Regions from separate parts of the Mus musculus genome. Here regions 2 and 3 are each linked to region 1. Evidence: chromatin loops called from intact Hi-C (ENCODE). Cell type or tissue: left cerebral cortex. All regions are shown on one strand. Each heading gives the region's core, and the rest is flanking DNA. Links, peaks and the distances in the headings are about the cores only. Region 1 holds the start of LOC102640059 (a long non-coding RNA gene). Region 2 overlaps Ankrd28 (ankyrin repeat domain 28). Region 3 has its middle 25 kb from the start of Ankrd28.

What was found. Hi-C counts contacts between places; a loop is a spot of excess contacts. Peaks named below come from ENCODE experiments on the same cell type or tissue, not always from the same donor. Only the 100,000 strongest peaks of a DNase experiment are listed, where the experiment ranks them.
Region 2: it touches region 1 in a loop (2.5-fold over the local background); 31 of 42 quality-filtered maps call a loop at or near these places.
Region 3: it touches region 1 in a loop (2.6-fold over the local background); 4 of 42 quality-filtered maps call a loop at or near these places.

Annotation. Positions count from the first base shown.
Region 1 is chr14:31,928,007-31,933,783 of GRCm38, reverse strand. LOC102640059 (a long non-coding RNA gene) reads right to left here and starts at 5,214. Exons shown (of 5, transcript XR_874500.3): 1 at 3,197-5,214; 2 at 1,428-1,553. In left cerebral cortex, for the core only: no CTCF peak of the experiment used is centred there; a DNase peak (open chromatin) is centred at 3,180.
Region 2 is chr14:31,787,721-31,793,497 of GRCm38, reverse strand. The region is part of intron 1 of Ankrd28 (ankyrin repeat domain 28); the gene reads left to right. Among named protein-coding and RNA genes, the nearest start is that of Ankrd28, 40 kb to the left of the region's middle. In left cerebral cortex, for the core only: a CTCF peak has its summit at 2,520; a DNase peak (open chromatin) is centred at 2,518.
Region 3 is chr14:31,852,131-31,857,907 of GRCm38, reverse strand. No RefSeq gene overlaps it. Among named protein-coding and RNA genes, the nearest start is that of Ankrd28, 25 kb to the right of the region's middle. In left cerebral cortex, for the core only: no CTCF peak of the experiment used is centred there; a DNase peak (open chromatin) is centred at 3,070; H3K27ac peaks cover 2,046 bases.

The sequences.
Region 1 (5,777 bases), core at 2,198-4,697:
CCTGTCGGGTGGTGGTGGTGGTATTGAGCATTTAAGCGCTTTGCATTTCTAATTAGTCTTAAGCCTGGTGATGGCTCCCTCAGTCGGTATCACTGTGCACACGCCCCCCACCCCCACCCCCCTTGCTTGCCCAAATGCTTGGTAATTAGCCCTGCAAAGACAGGCAAGCCTGACTGGCAGCAGCTTTTGCAAAAGGCTCCCCAGCCCTCTCAGCAACAAAGGAGAACCTCTGCATCCTCCCTTCTAGCTGTCATCTGATCCTTCGATTTTCCACTCTGCCACCACGCCACCAAGGAGTTGGAGCGTTTGTGTTTGAAGTGTTGGTACTAACGTTTTGATGGAAATTTGTAAATCTTACATGTGTGGGCAATGTCTTGCTTGAAATTTGTCCTGACTCCTCAGAGAGAAAGGAGGTGGGAACATTCACTTTTTTATTAGGACGGGAGGGAGTAACCGTATGGAAAATGGCTTGGTTAACCCTAGGCATCCCCTCTGACCCAGCCATTCCACGGTCAGAACACAGAAATGTGACAGGAATTTCTTCCCCACAGAAACACTGGGATATATCCACCTGCTGTTTGTAAAAGCCCCAAACTGGAAATATAAGGAATCTCATAAATTTAAAGTTGACTTTAAAAATTCTAGCTATTTTTAAAAAAAAAGTTCTGCCTCATTCTATTTACAAAAGTAGAAACCTGGCAGTGTGGTCTTGGTGGTGCTGGGAAGATTCCCCGGATCGGAGCAAGCAATTATATACTGTTACTGAATCTAGGCCTTGGGTCTGAGATCATATGAAAACCTGAATAGTCAGGCAATGGTGGTGCTCACCTTAAATCCCAGTACTTGGGAGGCAGAGGCAGGTAGATCTCTGAGTTTGAAGTTATCCAGGTCTACAAAGCGAGTTCCAAGACAGCCAAGAACAGGACAGAGAAGCTCTGCCTGAAAAACCAAGGGAAAAAAAAAAAAAGAAAGAAAAGAAAAGAAAGGAAAGGAAAGGAAAGGAAAGGAAAGGAAAGGAAAGGAAAGGAAGAGAAGAGAAGAGAAGAGAAGAAAAAAGAAAAGAAAAGAAAAGAAAAGAAAATCTACTAAACTACAGACTAACATGTGTGGTTTCCAGCATTCATGGTAAACTCCTGGAAATTGTTGTGGTTTAAAATGGAGGTTTAAACCGGGTGTGGTGGCGCACGCCTTTAATCCCAGCACTCAGGAGGCAGAGGCAGGAGGCAGATTTCTGAGTTCGAGGCCAGCCTGGTCTAGAAAGTGAGTTCCAGGACAGCCAGGGCTATACAGAGAAATCCTGTCTCGAAAAACCAATAAATAAATAAATAAATAAATAAATAAATAAATAATAATAAAGAAAGAAATGGAGGCTTAACAGTTAACTCTATCACTCAGTCACTGAAAGAACAAGGCCTGGCCTCCCTCACCTGTGAACTGGGTCAAGGTGTCCTATGGAAAAATCAGGTCTGCTTTAAGGCGTGCTCCAGCCACGATTGTCTCAGTCTTCCCTCGCAGTCTCCTTAAAGGGAAGAAGTCCAGTGGAAACCAGAGGGCTGATGGGAAGAAATACAGCCATAGAGAGGAGAAACAGGCGTTAGGACCAGAGAGGATGCGACTGTGTCCAGGACTTACTAATGGCATTCCCCAGACATTCCTGGCACAGTGTCAAGGACCAGGAACATCTCAAAGTCCAATGAAAATATTTAAGGGTTTAAGTAATGTTAAATGATCCCAAAATGAAAAATGGAAAATACAACTAGTATGTATTTGTTTACTTGAGTGTCCACAAACAAAGCATAGCACTAAGCCTAAGTAATTCTGTGTTTCTCACACATGAGCAAGTACATCAGCATCCAGGCTTCTGAATAAGCTGTAGGGTCTGATACAGTACATGTAGTGAGCCTGAGAGTCTGCAAGATGACAGGCTTCCAAGTGAGGTACCCTCACTTCTGGCCCACAGCCTTTTAACAGCACAGGGAGTTAGTGCTATAACACAAGTCAGTGCTGACATGGCTATAATATACTGGAAAAAAAGGTGACATCAAAATGTCATATTCACACATAATTCAGAACAATGTTTTTATTGTGTACATTTATAAGAAATGTATAATGAATTCACTCACCATTGAAGTATTTTAAGTGTACAGTTCAGCAGATTAATCAGTTACAATATTTTTTATCTATGTCCTCAAATGAAACTACACCCAAAGCAGTCACTTCCATTCCCTTCTCCTCCAGCCCTTAGTAACCTCTGTCCTTTCTGTCTGCTGATTTGGCTGCTCTAAGCCCCGCCCGCCCATCAAGAGACTCACACAATGTTCTTTTCTTTCCCCTTAGCTTATTTTTACCTAACATAGGTCCATTCCAGTCTCATCCACATTACAAATTTCACTTCATTTTAAGGATAAACAATATGCCCCTGTATACACAGGTCTACAGTGGTCTGACCATTTGTCTCCTCCACACATTTATATGCTGAAATCCTAGCACCCAATATTACAAATCCTAGTAATATTAGGAGGCAGAGACTTTGGGAGGTGATGGATCACAAGGGACAAGTGTAGAATTGAAATATACCACACAGAGATTGCTCACACTTGCCACCGTGTAAAAATTCTGTAACGAGAAAAGTCAAAGAGAGCTCTTACCAGAAACTAAATCTACCTGTACTTAGATCTTAGATTGCCTTGTCTCCATCACATTAAGAAACAAACTTCTCTTGCTTATAAGCCACCCAGTCACTGATATTTTGTTATAGTAGGCCAAAAGAATGAAGACAGCATCATATTTTGTTTAGCCATGCACCCACCAATGGAAAAGAGGCCCATTACACCTTTTGGCCATGGTGAATAACATAGCTATAAACATGGGTATGCAGACGCATCTTCAAGGCCTTTCTTTCGACCCCTTTACCCAGAAGAGAGATTGCTGGGCCACGTGGTTATTTATTTCACGTTTCGTTTATCTGAGATAACAAAAGAACAGCTATTTTTAAACATCCTCAACTACGATTTGAATGACCCAGATGGACACATTCCTCGGAGAGGCTGTTCTGCAGGTCTCTCCTACACGAACTGCAGGCCAGCTCCTCAGCGCTTTCACTAATAAAATACAGAGGAAGTGATACTTGGCCAGTTTCCAAGCTGACCCTTAATGGCTCTGGCAGCTTCCACTTCCTCCATCTTGGAATGCTTACTGTTGGCATAGTCCTTCTTGGAAGCCAGCCACTAGGCTGTGAGGCGATACAGGAAGCCACATGCAGTTGCCACGAAGAGAAGAACCAAGGTCCACAGCAGACAGTCCTGATTCAACTCCTAGTCAAGGTCCATCCAGTTCCTAAAACATCCGCATTCCAGCCGTTCCAACCCCAGCCCAGACCCGGGTCAGGCTTCCAGGAGACTTCAGATCCTTACCGCCCTAGCTTAAGGCAGAAGATCCACCCGGTCAGAAACAACCCACTGTTATTTTAAGCCTCAAAGTTTTGAGGTCACTTGTTACATTGCATTAGGTAAATGAGACAAACCCACTTCAAACATTTGGAGAAAGAGCAAAACATGCCACATTGAATCCATACGGGTAGAACTTGAGATACCAGTACAGGGCCTTAAGACTTGAAATATCTTGGGACTTTACAAAACAGATGTAAGGCATAAATGTAAGTAAGACACATGGCAAGAAATGAGCCCTCAAATATTTCAAACCTGCCTAAAACCAGCAGTTGGTGTGTGTGTGTTTGGGTTTTTTGGGGGGAGCACTTTTTTGAGGCAGGTCTCCCTGTATAGCTCTCTGGTTGTCTGGGAATTCACTATGTAGACCAAGCTTAGCCTTCAGCTCCTAGAGATCCACCTGCCTCTTCCTCCAGGGTGCTAGGCATAAAGGTGTGGCTGGCTTTTTTTTTTTTAACGCAGATATGATGGTGGTCATTTGGTTAAAGATCCAGCTACCCCAGAACAGAACATCAGCTAGCTCTTCCCATCCTTGTACCGCAGGAGGCAGCCAAGGGCTTTCTTACCTGTCTTGGCTTTAGGGGCATTTGAACTCTCAATCAGAAGCTTCCTTTTACCCAGAACTTACTTTGTAGCTAAGACCCTGGTCACACTTTCAGAAGATTGCAGGTGAATTCAACCAAGTCTGCCTCAGATTCCTGTCAGCTCAGAAAACAAGCAGCCTCAACATGAAGCTGTACAAGGGCGGGCAGAGGCGTGGCCTCGGGCAGAGGCGTGGCCTCGGGCAGAGGCGTGGCCTCGGGCAGAGGCGTGGCCTCAGGCAGGCAGTCCTAGATTCCTAAGCCTGCCATTGCCAGGCTCTATGAGGAAACCAGCTTCCTACTCTCTCCATTCTCCCACATGATGGGCACAGCCCATACCCGCAGGACCGACCTGCTCTGCCCTTGGGGAAAAAGGAATGGTAGGTCAAGGGCCCTTTGTTATTCATTAATAGATATTGAGCATTTGTGTGCCAAGCAGGAGCTGCGTGTGGGCACTGTGCATGTGTTGGTAAATAAAGTAGACATTTTCTTCTTGTCACAGGGACCCAGAAAGAGACATAGAAAAATAAGTCGAAAGACAACACAAATCTCACATCTCTCCCTGCACTGGGACACATTTGCATGTCTTTGCTTCCTTAAAGTGTTCTGTCACTTGGAGTCAGTGTATGTGACCTCTTTGCAGAGGACATACTCCCACCAATCCATCTAGAGCAGTGGTTCTCATCCTTCCTAACACCGCCATCCATAGTTATTTTTACTGTTACTTCATAACTGTAATTTTGCTAGTGTTATGAATCAAAATGTGAATATCAGATACACCGGATATCTGATATGCAACCCCTGTGAAGATATGGTTTGACACCCCCCACCAGGGGTCACGACCCACAGTTTGAGAACTGCTGATCTAGACTGCTCCTCAGAATGCATTTCTGAGTACTAGAGATGGGGGAAATCGTAGCTGGTGTCTTCTTGGTATTCATTGCTTTATTATCATTCTCCCCCATAGAAACTAATCGTAAGAAAGGCAGTATCTGGCCTATCTTCCTCCCTAGTGTTTCTGGAGCATCTAAGACACTAGCTTGCATACAATAGGTGCCCATTAAACCCGGAGAGATGAAGAAAACAACAGAATTAGTATCTCCCATTTTTACCACCAAAGAAACTTAATTTTTTACAAAAAAAATCCATGTAATGTAGCTGATAATTCTACTTACTCCTCATCCAAAACAAAACACAATAACCACAGACACACATTTATCCCATGTCAGTTATAGATTTTGTTCCCTATAAAATACCTGGTGCTATTAAAGAGTATTCTATTCTAGTCAGGAACAAAGCATTTTGTTGGGACAGTTTCTTGTCCCAGATGAGTGTGTGATGTCTAGTAGATGTTCGGGATCATAAATAAGGTGCTGGGTCCTTCACATCACTGTCACACTTCTTGGTGGCTTTGCTTCTCTTGAAGACATCCAAGGCTACATTCAAGAGTTCATTAGAAAGTCAGTGCCCCATCTGCCTCATGTGACCCAACACTGGATTTGATTCAGGTATGTAAAGATGAGGCCCGGAGGAACTTCAGGCCCAAAGCCACAAACAGTATAGTCAGTGAATGATACAGCGATGGAGATCCGCAGGCCTTGTGGGAATGCACGTGAACACCTCCGGTGATGTGACCTCCCATGGTGTGGTGCAGCCCGGGTGAGGCTGTCTGCAGGTGGTGTTCCTATATTTACTGTAAGAGAAAGGAGAAAGTGGATGGAGAGAACTCAACAGAGGGACAGAGAGGTGT
Region 2 (5,777 bases), core at 1,569-4,068, 140 kb after region 1:
AAAATATATAATTGGAAGTTTTTAGAAACATACAGAGAAAATAGCTAGCAGTATTTAAGTTTTAAGTAATAGTATGGTAAATTCTTTAAATTTATATATTTGAAATTAATGCTTTACATATTAATATATGAACAACATTTTACAAATCACTGACAGCCTTTGAAAACAAACCATGTATAAACAAATTGGCAAAGTGGCTGGATGTATTATCAGAAAATATATACAAGATTTGCTTGTGTGTGTTTTTAAGATTTAAGGTAATTTGTTGCGACCATGAAATATGAAAGCCCCATATTTTGGATTTCTTCCAAGAATCCAGTAAGAACCAGTTTTTATATAAAGACGGTCTCTAAAAATATTTTTCTTAAAAATGTATGTATGTATGTTTGTACGTGTGTGTGTGTGTGTGTGTAAATATGGCATGTATATTCATAGTTGGAAATTGGAGGCAGGTGGATTGAGGATTTGAGGCCAGTCTGGGCTATATAGAAAAATCTTCGTCTCAAAAAGGAAAAAAAAAAGGAATAAAAATATATAGCCTATACAAATTAGTTTTCTTGATAGAAGGAGAAAAACTAAATCTGAATCAGTAAAAAAAAGAACAAAAAAATTTTGTATCATTTAATAACTCAGTGGTTTTTTAAAAGTATATAGCTCCTTCCTATTCTTGCCTTGGATTTCTGTTTTCTGTCACAGGCCTATAGAACTCAAATAATACAACTACTGCTTCCATAGGAGTATGGAAAACAATATGGGAATTCCTGTGAGGGTAGGTTACGTTCAGTAGTCGTGTGTAGTAATCTTGTCAACATTTGTAATTGGCAATTTTTTTGCTACCTAGATCTTCTTAATACTTATTCTTACACATAATTACATGTGACTTAATAATTAATGTCAGCCCCATTTAGAGACAGTTCATGTATAGTAGTGAGCCCAGTATTGGTTGAAGACTTCAGTATATAGCAACTTAATAATTATGGTAGATTTTCAGTGGGAAGGGGTCTATAAATCCTACTTAATGTTGTCAGAGAAGCTTAGAGAAGAAAATATTAAGTAGTGGAGATAATGAGCAATACCGCAGAATTTGTTTTATTTTGTCCTGTAAAACCAATAAATACTTGCATCCCATTGCCCAGCTGTCCATTACTTTTCTCATTCTCTTACATATTAAATATAGCACATCATTATCAGCCATAGTAAACACAAGGAGACTTCAGTTATGTGAGTGTCTCCTGTGGTTTTAGTGAAAGTATCTTAGAATATCTCTCAGACTCTAGAGGAGAAGCAGCAGACTGGGGACACTAACAAGGCAGTTTGATAACTGCGCTGCTGTTTGTCGACCACATTTGAAATAGAAACATTCTAAAGACTTTGTAGTCATCAAAGGAAGAAGCTTGGCTCAGTGATGTTGCTTTGTACTGACCAGGCAGTGGTTTGCTTGCTGTCTTTTTGTTAGATGTGCTCTCTACACAGTAATGCTGTATGATGTTAACTAGACTCAATACAAAGTGCTTCAAAAACGAAAAATACCCTTACTGGAGTTTTATTTAATATGCCTTTAGTTTTATTTAACTTTTTTTTTTTTTAAGAAGAAAGCTGTTAAGTTAGGAATGTTAAGCTATTATTACCTATCTGTTTTCTAGTAAGAGATAAATTATTCGGTGTATTAAACTAGAGTAAATATGATCACACTCAAGACTCGTGTATGGGATTCATAACTGATGGTGAGTCTTTACTTGGCTCCCTTTTAAGAAATCTAGATTACCTTCCAAATGTTCTATTTTGTTTCTGTGTGTTTCTTTAATAAGCCAAGAGTTATAAAGTAGTTTAGGAATAATAGAAAGTAGACGAGGCATAGAATTTCCAGTGAAAACCTAGTTATCAACAACCATCCTGACTCCTTGAACCCACTGAGCTCTGCCTGCCTCTGCTCTGGTGTGCCACCATACTCAACTATTCTCTCCTCACTTTTAAAAGCATGTTGAAAGGCTAAATTGTTATTACCCCGATGGTTGTTGATAACTAGGGTTTCACTGGAAATTCACTGGACTTGCTATGGTGGGAGAATTGGGTTCTGATGATGCCAAGTAACCTTGGTTTCTGCTGCTTATGTTCTTATGCTTGCCTTCTGCCATCTTATTATCTCTAGTGCTACCTGTCCTCGCTGTTTCTGACTGGAACCTGTCCTTGCTGTGATCCTGGTTGTGTCAGAACTCCTCAGAGTTCAGCTGCCTCTGGGATCCTGGGATTCTGGGATCCTGGGTGTGTCAGAGCTCCTGGGAGTCAAGATGCCTCTGGGCCCCTGAGATCCTGGTGTGACCAAGCCCCTGGGATCCTGGGATCCTTGGTGTGTTAGAGCAACTGGGAGTGGAGCTTCTTCTGGATGCTGCGGAGTTCCCACCCAAGGTCTGCTCATGGCACCAGCCCAGACAGACTGGCTTTTTCTGTTAATAAGTCTTCAAAACTACTGAATTTCCAACCTGCCTTTGCTACTATCCTTGTAAAAGTTGTAGTTCTTATCTCTTGCCACTGGGTGGTGCATTTTCATTGTTTATACAGGCATTTTCTTTTCTTTCTTTTTTTTTAAAATAAGGGAACCATTTGAAAAATCCATAGTAAAATTAAGGTGGTGGATAGTTTGTCATATAATTTAAGTGAGTTTAAACAAATTCCAAAAAATATCTTGTGACACACTACTCAGTTAAAGAGTGTGTGTGTGTGTGTGTGTGTTAACAATGTCTCATTATGTAATTCTAGGCTGGTCATGAGCTCTTGGCAAAACACCTTCCCCAGCTTCCCAAATTTTAGGATTATGGGCATGTGCCAACACACCTAATTTACTTTTTTTTTTTTTTACCCTCTCAAGGAGAATGTTCAAAACCTATGCCTTACTGTATTTTCTTAAAATAATGTTTCAGTTACCACCTTAAAAACATTTTAGATGTTCTGAAGCTAAGAGTGGTGGCATATGTTTTTAATCCCAGAATTCAGGGGGCAGAAGCAAAAGAATCTTTGGGAATTTGAGGCCAATCTGGTTCACATAGTGAGTTCTAGGACATCTATGGCTATGTATGTAGAGAGACCATGTCTAAATAAAACCAACAAAAGAGAAGAAGAAAGAAAAGATGTTTTGATACTATAGGTGATAGATTTGTCAAACTAAAGACCTTATACATTCTAGGCAAGCTGTCTACCCTCAAGCACACAGATGATATTGTAGTTTAAATAACATCCAACTCCCGCAACACACAATTTCTTAAATTGTCTTTTTCTCCTGTCCTATAGCCATTCACACCTTTATGACAAAAACTTTTTTAGTAAATACTATATTTATATAGTATTTATATATATTTGCATATACCTAGTAAATACTATATTTACATTTCTGCTTTTAAAGGTACCAAATGGTTTATTAACATTTCTTAATTGAATGAGTTGAGTAGTTTGGTGTCAAGACTTTATTTGGGATTATAACAAGGTTGTAGTTCAGAGAAGAAGGTGAGCATAAATGTCTACCCATCTTGGAGTCTGCTCAGATTATCTGACAGTGTGTTTGTGTTCACATATGAATGCAGATGCTCTCAAAGGTATTAGATCCACCAGAGCTAGAGACAGCATCTGCGAGCTTCCTGTGGTTGGTGTTAGGAGCAGAACGTGGATCTTCTGCAAGAGCAGTTTACCTCTGGGCCAGTTTTCTAGCACTATTTTATAGCTTTTGAGGAATAAATTTATAAATTAATTTTATAACCCAGTGAATGTAGAAGAGTGGTTCTTAGCCTTCCTAAAGCTGCCATCCTTTAGTACAGTTCCTCATGTCATAGTGACCTCCAACCATAAAATGATTTCATTGCTACTTCATAACTATCATTTTGCTAGTGTTATAAATTATAGCGTAAATATCTGATATGCAGGATTTCTGACATGCATCCCCTACAAAATGGTCACTTGACCTGAAAGGGGTTGCTACCCACAGGCTGGGAAGCACTTGTTTAGAGTGTCGCCATAACAAAGATAAAGGGCTTTGGCTTACAGGTTTACTTTTTAGCAGTGAGTCTCAATATATGCAGTCTTCAAGTTTTGGTAATGGGTGCTATTGTCAGTTAACCTTTCTGGGCCTTACTTTTCTTAATTATAGGATGATATTTCAGTTCAGAAAAATGAGAGTCATGGCTCTCAGGAATATGGTTACTCTGAAATATGTGAGCTGTGAAGATGAGAATAAATAAGCCATAATCTTGCTATGGCTTAGTTGGTCTGTTGTTGCTTTTTAAAAACATCACAAGCCAAAATAAAAACAACAACAACAATAACAACACACACACACACACACACACACCCCTACCTTCTCCTGGGCTTGGGAGTCTAGCTCAGTGTTAGAACACTTACCTAACATGTGAAAGACCTGAGTTCAATCCCTAACACTCAAACTTTCTGTGTAGTAACTAAGACATCCTCCCTCCCTCCCTCCCTTTCTCTTTCCCTCACTCTCTGTTTTATTCCATGTAACATAAGTATTGCGCTGTGTTTTTAGAAATCCCTACAAAGGAGCAAATATATAACTCAGTGGATAGAGTACTTGCTTAGCCTTTGTAAGGCTCTTGGAGTTCAGTCTCCAGCACTGCAGGGGCAGAGGGGATTTTAAGTATCAGATACATGTGTATTTTGTGGCATGTTATATCTTAAATAACTTTTTTATTCTGCATTAAGGTGGTTTTCATATTCTAACTGATGTTCCATAAGATCTTCCTATGCATGTTTTATGAGCTTCATATTTTTCACTTATGTCAACATTTTAGCAAGTAGAAATGCTACCCAAAAAGTTTACAAGGCGTATTCATTGCTGTTAATAGCTGTCAGCAGGTTTTTGTATGTTTGTTTTTTCCTCTAGAAAAATTGTTGTAGTTTACATCTTTCACTGTCTTATGGTTTCTGTTAGAGTTCTGCAGTAGTTTACTGCTGGTTATCTCGGCTATAGGGGCTGCTTGGTTTTAGGTTACCTTTTATGTTCACAGTGAGGTTTTTTAATGTATAAATTTGATTTCTACTTTGCAACTTTGTTTTAAATACGTATTTCATCATTTTGCAGATTAAAATGTTTTTGCTATAATATGGCACTCACGGTCCTTCATATCTTAGCCACTATCTAATTTCCTACCTTATTTTATATAGTCCTACTTTATATTCTATGGATAGAGAGGTTGCCAGGAAGCATTCTAGCTAACAGGATGGCACATATACAAAGGCAGAACTGTCATGGCATATTTTAAGTGCAACAAGTTGGCATATTCGAAACTTAAGACAGGGTAGTAATGGAAGTTGTTTTGCTTTTGCGCGCGTGCGTGCGTGCGTGCGTGTGTGTGTGTGTGTGTGTTACACCTCATAGAGGTCAAAGAAAACTTGTGGGCGTTGGTCCTCTCCATCCACCACATGGGTTCAGGGATCAAGCTTAGGTTGTCAGGCTTGCTATCAAGTCTTTACCCACTGAGCCATCTACTGGCTCTGAGACAAATATCCAGATGAGCTCAGTAGTGATATTTGACAGGTAGAACAACAAGAAATAGAAAGATCACCCAATTAGATGGCATATGATATAGGCAAGTATATTGGTAACATTTGCAGACCAAAGGGAAGGACTAAAAGAATGCTGTCTTTGCCCATCTTTCCTCTCAACACACAAGCAGGTATTCTGGAGATAACACTGAATGGGAAAGAAGCAATAGCCAACAATAGAGAAGACCTTGAGAAGCATGAGCTTAGGAAAACAGTGAGTTTTCTGT
Region 3 (5,777 bases), core at 1,830-4,329, 76 kb after region 1:
TCCATTTGTTATTTATAGTCAGGTTTTGATTATCAGCTAGGCAGGTTCCTGGCTCAGCTTTCAGCTCTCTGTTTGCCTTTCTCGCCTGCCTCCCACTGACACACACTTGCTGCAGCTTGTAGCATCTTAGAATTTCCCCTGAGTCACATCTCTCCCTGCTCCAGCTCAGCATCTCTCCTCCCCCCACCATACCAAAAGCAGCTAAAAACCAAAACAACACCTACCTACCTCTAACTCCCCACCTCTGCTCTCCCTGTCCCCCACCCCGCGCCCACAGTATGGTCCAAGGTCACCAAAGACAACTCAGCTGTGGAGTGAAGTACAAGAGGGTCCTGGGGCTCAGGTGTCCCTGAAGCCAGAAGTCTGGGAAGGGGTCACTAGCCAGGGCAAACCTGCGCTTTTCAATGGCTCTTCATCTCTTTTCACAAGGTGGCAGCATATTATGGTCTAGAGTGTTCTGTATTCCCAAGACACACCCACCGGCACTCAAATTCCAGATGCTCACAAAAACACATTCCTCAGTCTCATCTGAATTCTTTCTCACTTCTCTGTACTTTGAACCTTAGTGATGGCAGCCTTGGCACTGGTTTGTGCAGAAGGATTTCTTCTTGGCCTCCCATCTGCCCCAGGCTGTTTCCATGCTCACTTAGAGTAATGGATCACGACCACGGCATTCCGATGCCCGGGCCTTTGCTTCTGGTTTTAACTAGATTGAGGCAGCGAAGCCTGAGCCTTGAGATTTTTCCACCATCCCCTTAAGTGACTCTTTTGTGCAGCCCCAGTTGAGAAGCACTGACTTGGGGCCTCACAGGCTAAAGTGATTTCACGTGGGGCTCTTCTAGTGGGTACTGAGGCACCACTGATGTAGGATAACGTTTAGGAAGGCAGGGGAAAGATGCACACACATAAAGGCCAATTCAAGTGCTATTGTGTATTGCCAAGATCAATATTTCATTTACTCCTTGACTCTAACATTTATTGAGGGCAGCTACTAGGATGGGCATAAACAAAAATGCACAATGGAAATCCTGCTTTTTGACCTAACACCCCCTAGAAGAATCCCACAAGCCTCACCGTAACACTTCCTCCATATCCCCAACTCCCCTTTGTGCACAGACAATGCTAGCCTCACTTCTCCGTTGACTGTCCCTAATTAGTGTTTTGTCTCCCCTCCATCCCCATATGATTATGTGAGTTTGTGTGTGTACGTACCTGTGCATATGTAGGTGCCCATGAGCTGTGTACATGTGGAAAAGGAGGCTAGCCATCCACATCAAGTGTCTTCCTCAATCAATCTCCATGAGCTAGTTGTGTCACTGAACCCTGAGCAGCCAGCTAGACTGGCTGCCAAGCAGACACCAGAAATTGTCCTGTGTCTGTCTGACTCCTCAGTACTGTGTTTACTGGAATGCACTGCTCCACATGGCTTTCACACGTCATGGTCCTCATGCCTGACGAGAGAGGCAGTTTACCTACTGAGCAATCTCTCCAGCCCCTCTTATATATGATTTGACCCAACACACATAATCCCAGTGCCTCTAGTTCCTAGGTGTGCCTTAGAGTACAACGGATTGGATTATGACAGTTATCTCTGCTAGTGAAGTTCACTTTTTTACTGCACAGTTATAAATATATATGACACTCGAGTATTTGAGGAGGCAAGTGGGAGGAACACTGAGCTGTGGGGCCTCTCTGGAACAGAAGCTAAGCAAGCACCTCACATCCAGAGCCTTCCTGAGAGCCTCCCCCAACCTAGCCCGGAGTCTCTGGTAGAAAGGTTTTCCTCTCCAGAGTGTATCAGAAATCAGCATCCTAACACCCGGGTCTTTCTTCCGGCTTCCAGGCTTCTAAACAGGTTCAGAAACAGGTTTCTCTTTTCCCAAGGGGAAATTGGTCCTGTGGTCTCTGAGAAACCAGAATAGAATAAAATGGGATGTACACTTGACAGCCAGCAGCAGCAGAGAGGAGATGGCTGAGCCTGTAAACACCAGCCATGCAAATAAGTTCATTAATTCTACAATGTGCAGCGACTGCGCTGGTACAACCTACATTGCTACAGCAGAGCAGTAAATCTGGCCTGCTGTTTGGAGAAGAGCTAATGGGGGGGGGGGCGGGACATTAACTTTTTACCAAGCACAGTAACATGAGTAACATTCTACATTACCAGTCAGCTGATGGCAATCTTACAGTTTAACCTGGAACTTTTTTTCTTTCTTTCAGGACACTGTACTTTGTGTGGGTAAAAACAGGCATGTATATAACAGATGAGTGTTAGTCAGCATACTTTTAAAAGTACATAACTAGCTACTTTGGTAACAAATATGCTTACTTGCAGTGAAAATTATAATTACAGTTTGACACAGCAGGAAGGAAGTATTGTTGATTATTTTGCTTTGCTTTTTTGGTTTTGGTTTTTTAAGTTCCTTGCTTGTTATGCCCTAATTTGGGAGGGCAGTGGATGGGTGTCAGTCCCCACCCCTATACACACACCTGGGTCCTAGGATAAGCCTAAATAGGCCTAAGGCAATCCCAGTGGGCTGTTCCCTGGCTAGAGCTGTGTCAAGAATGGATGTTCTAGAATGCCTGCTGCCGGTGTGGTATCATGACCTTCCTTCCTAGAGTCACCATCCCTGTCCTTTTCCAGGTCTATGCTCATGAGAGCAACTGAGGCAAATACAGAAATTGGAAAAACACTTCCTCAGGGAACAGTTGTAGCTATATGGGCAGATGCAGGGTTTCTAGCAACTTCCTGGAACAGACTTAAGGATATGTACACCTAAGTCTTTCATCCTGAGGTCTGCTGAGGTTGAGTTTCTCAGCTCTGTTCTCCCACACCCCTCTCTCCCAGCAGCCAAGGCTGAGTCTATGTTAAACCCTTTACACCCAGAATGCACAGGGCGACTTGAGAGTGTTCTATTCTGATCCCTTGATGCCATCTATCTATGGTGTTTGGGGGATGCAGTTCTAGCCAATAAGAGGTGAGGGGTGGTGTGCTGGAGGGCTTCTTCTTAGTCTTGAGGAGGCTCTAGAAAAGCAGCTCTTGTCTGCATTTGATGCCCGGGACAGCTGTCATGATTTCCTGCCAGCCTGAAATAGAGCCAGTATGCAAATGGAAGGCAGAGCCAGGAGAAATGCCCAGAAAGAGGAGGCAGAGTCCTGAGGTATCTGTACCCAGCAGCTTTATAACTGACACGGACTTATGTCTCAGGCAGGGGAAGATTTGAGACAGTCTGCTGTCGGCTGCCATACTTCCCAGAGAAATATCATATAGCAACCCTACCTGTGCTATTCTCCAGGCAAATGAATACCCAGAAAATCTCAAGTGCAGCCCCCAGCACTGACAGAGCTTTGTGAGTTATTGCTTTGTATTGCAGACATGTCTATAATACTGTAACTTTTATCATGTCTTTGAACCCTAGTTATACTTTACACTCCTAGCGCTTAAGTGTTGGGATAGTCCTGCTATTTTGAATTTCATCTTGTCTTGCCAACAACCAGACAGCTTTCATTTTGCATGGTAACACATAATCACCAAAATGGCAATGCGAACTGAGCTGGTGCAAAGCAATCTTAATAATTAGTAGGTGGTGCACGCCTGTAATCCCAGTGCCCAAGATGGCTAAAACAGGACGATTATAAATGAAAGACTAGCTCTGGGCTACATATCATGACTCTGGCTCAAAAAGGATAGTAAAATATCAAAACCTTTTTTCTGCATCATGAATACACAGGGATAATTTTTAAAGCAAGGCTGATATTTAATAATTTAGACTGAGAACACTAGAAGCATTGATAAAATATTCTTATTTCCTTGTTTAAAAAGTCTCACCAGGAGTAGCTCGATCGGTGCTTACCTTCAGAGCACTTCCCGTGCTTTGACACATCATCAGACCCTTTCTAAGCTTGAGTTCACTCCCAACACTTTGTGATTGGACCCATCCAGACAATGTGAGACTGTCTCCCCACCTCTGCATCTCTAACTTAAGTCAATGTTGGGATGTCCTTTATGCCCGGCGAAGTGACATACAGGATGAACAACAGTGAGATCAGAGTGGACAGCTCTAGGGAAGCCGGTATTCTGCTTACTCTAACTGCTTAAACAGAAGACAGAGAACTGAACACATCTGTTTGTCCTTCCTTTTTCCTCCCTGGTAGGATTGTGTTTTCATAGTCACCTTAGTCCATAAAGCAACATAACTATGCAGTAAAAATGGCCAAACGATAGAAGAGACTTACATTCTTCATTCTTAGCAGCCTTGGTATCACCATGAACTCAAGGTTTACCTTCCTCTGCAGGGTTTTTAAATTTTTAGTATTATTATTTTCTGTTCTGTGTATGTGTGCATGTGTGTATAAGATGTATATGACTGTGGGTGGGCACATGGCTGCCAGGGCACACATGTGGAGACCAGAGAAGAACTTTTGGGAGTCAGTTCTCTCAGCCTTTTTGAGGAGGGGGAGTCTCTGTGTTTAAGCCTTGCTGTTTATGTCCACCCAGCTGGTCGGCTTCGGGTGATCTTCCTGTCTCCCAGCTATCTGTAGGGATGCTGAGATTACAGGTACACACCACTGCATCTAGCTTTTTGTGTGGGTTCCAGGATGAAATCCAGGTCACTAGGCTTGTAGGGCAAAGGGCTTTACCTAATGAGTGATCCTCCCAGATCGTGGAGTCCCTTTTACAAAGAAAAAGAAAACTTCATTCCAGCCACTGTTTGTGAGCCACGCCTGTTATTTATGATTGAATAATCAAGGTATAAGAGCCATCATTACAGCCGGGCATGGTGGCACACGGCTTTAATCCCAGCACTCGGAAGGCAGAGGCAGGTGGATTTCTGAGTTCGAGGCCAGCCTGGTCTACAGAGTGAGTTCCAGAACAGCCAGGGCTACACAGAGAAACCCTGTCTCAAAAAACAAAAACAAAAACAAAAAACAAAAAAAAAAAAGCCATCATTACTATCATATATGAAAACATCGTGGTGACCTCTAAGTCATATATTGTCATATAAAAAGCCTAAGCCTTTAGAGAAATCTTTCATCTTGTTTCTGGAAAAGTAAGAAAATATGTCCTGTGAGTTCTTTCATCTTAATGAGTCTTAACTTTCTAAAATGCCAGCCCCCCACCCCCTCCCCCACTTCCCAGAGGCCCCCATTGTGTACCACAAACTTTCTGGATCGGTAGTCAACCCTATTTTTCCCTTCTGAGAAAAATTTAAAAAGGGAGCGATGCCACGGTTTTTCTGAGGCGGCACATTAAGGCAGTTGGTTTTGTTAGGTCACTATTGTACAGGCCAGCAAAACTGTACTGTCTCACAGATCATGTGACAGTGGCTTCCTAGAGTATCCTGTTAAAAAGGACTTCAGGCTGTGTCTAGATTCACAAAGAAAAGCACCGGAATTGAGGTTGATGCCTGATGCAGTTAAAGGAGCAGAGAGCAAACATCTGTGCCTGGCCACTCCTGGACTTCTATAGTCAGATAGCAAGTTTGACAGCTTATTAAAGGTATCCTGACTCTTGGGGATGGATTTGTGCTAACAAACTTCAGAAGGTAGTGATTTATAAGTCTTGGGCTGGAGAGATGGTTCAGCAGTTAAGAGCACTTGCCGTTCTTCCAAAGGAAGAGTCCCACAATTCATAGTGGGTGGCTCATGGCCAACTCTCGCTCCAGCTCCAGGGGATCTGAGCCCATTTTCTGGCCTCAGTGAGCACCTGCCCACTCATGGCATACACTCACACAAACACACAGTGCATATATAGAAAATTAAAACCTTAAAAACAA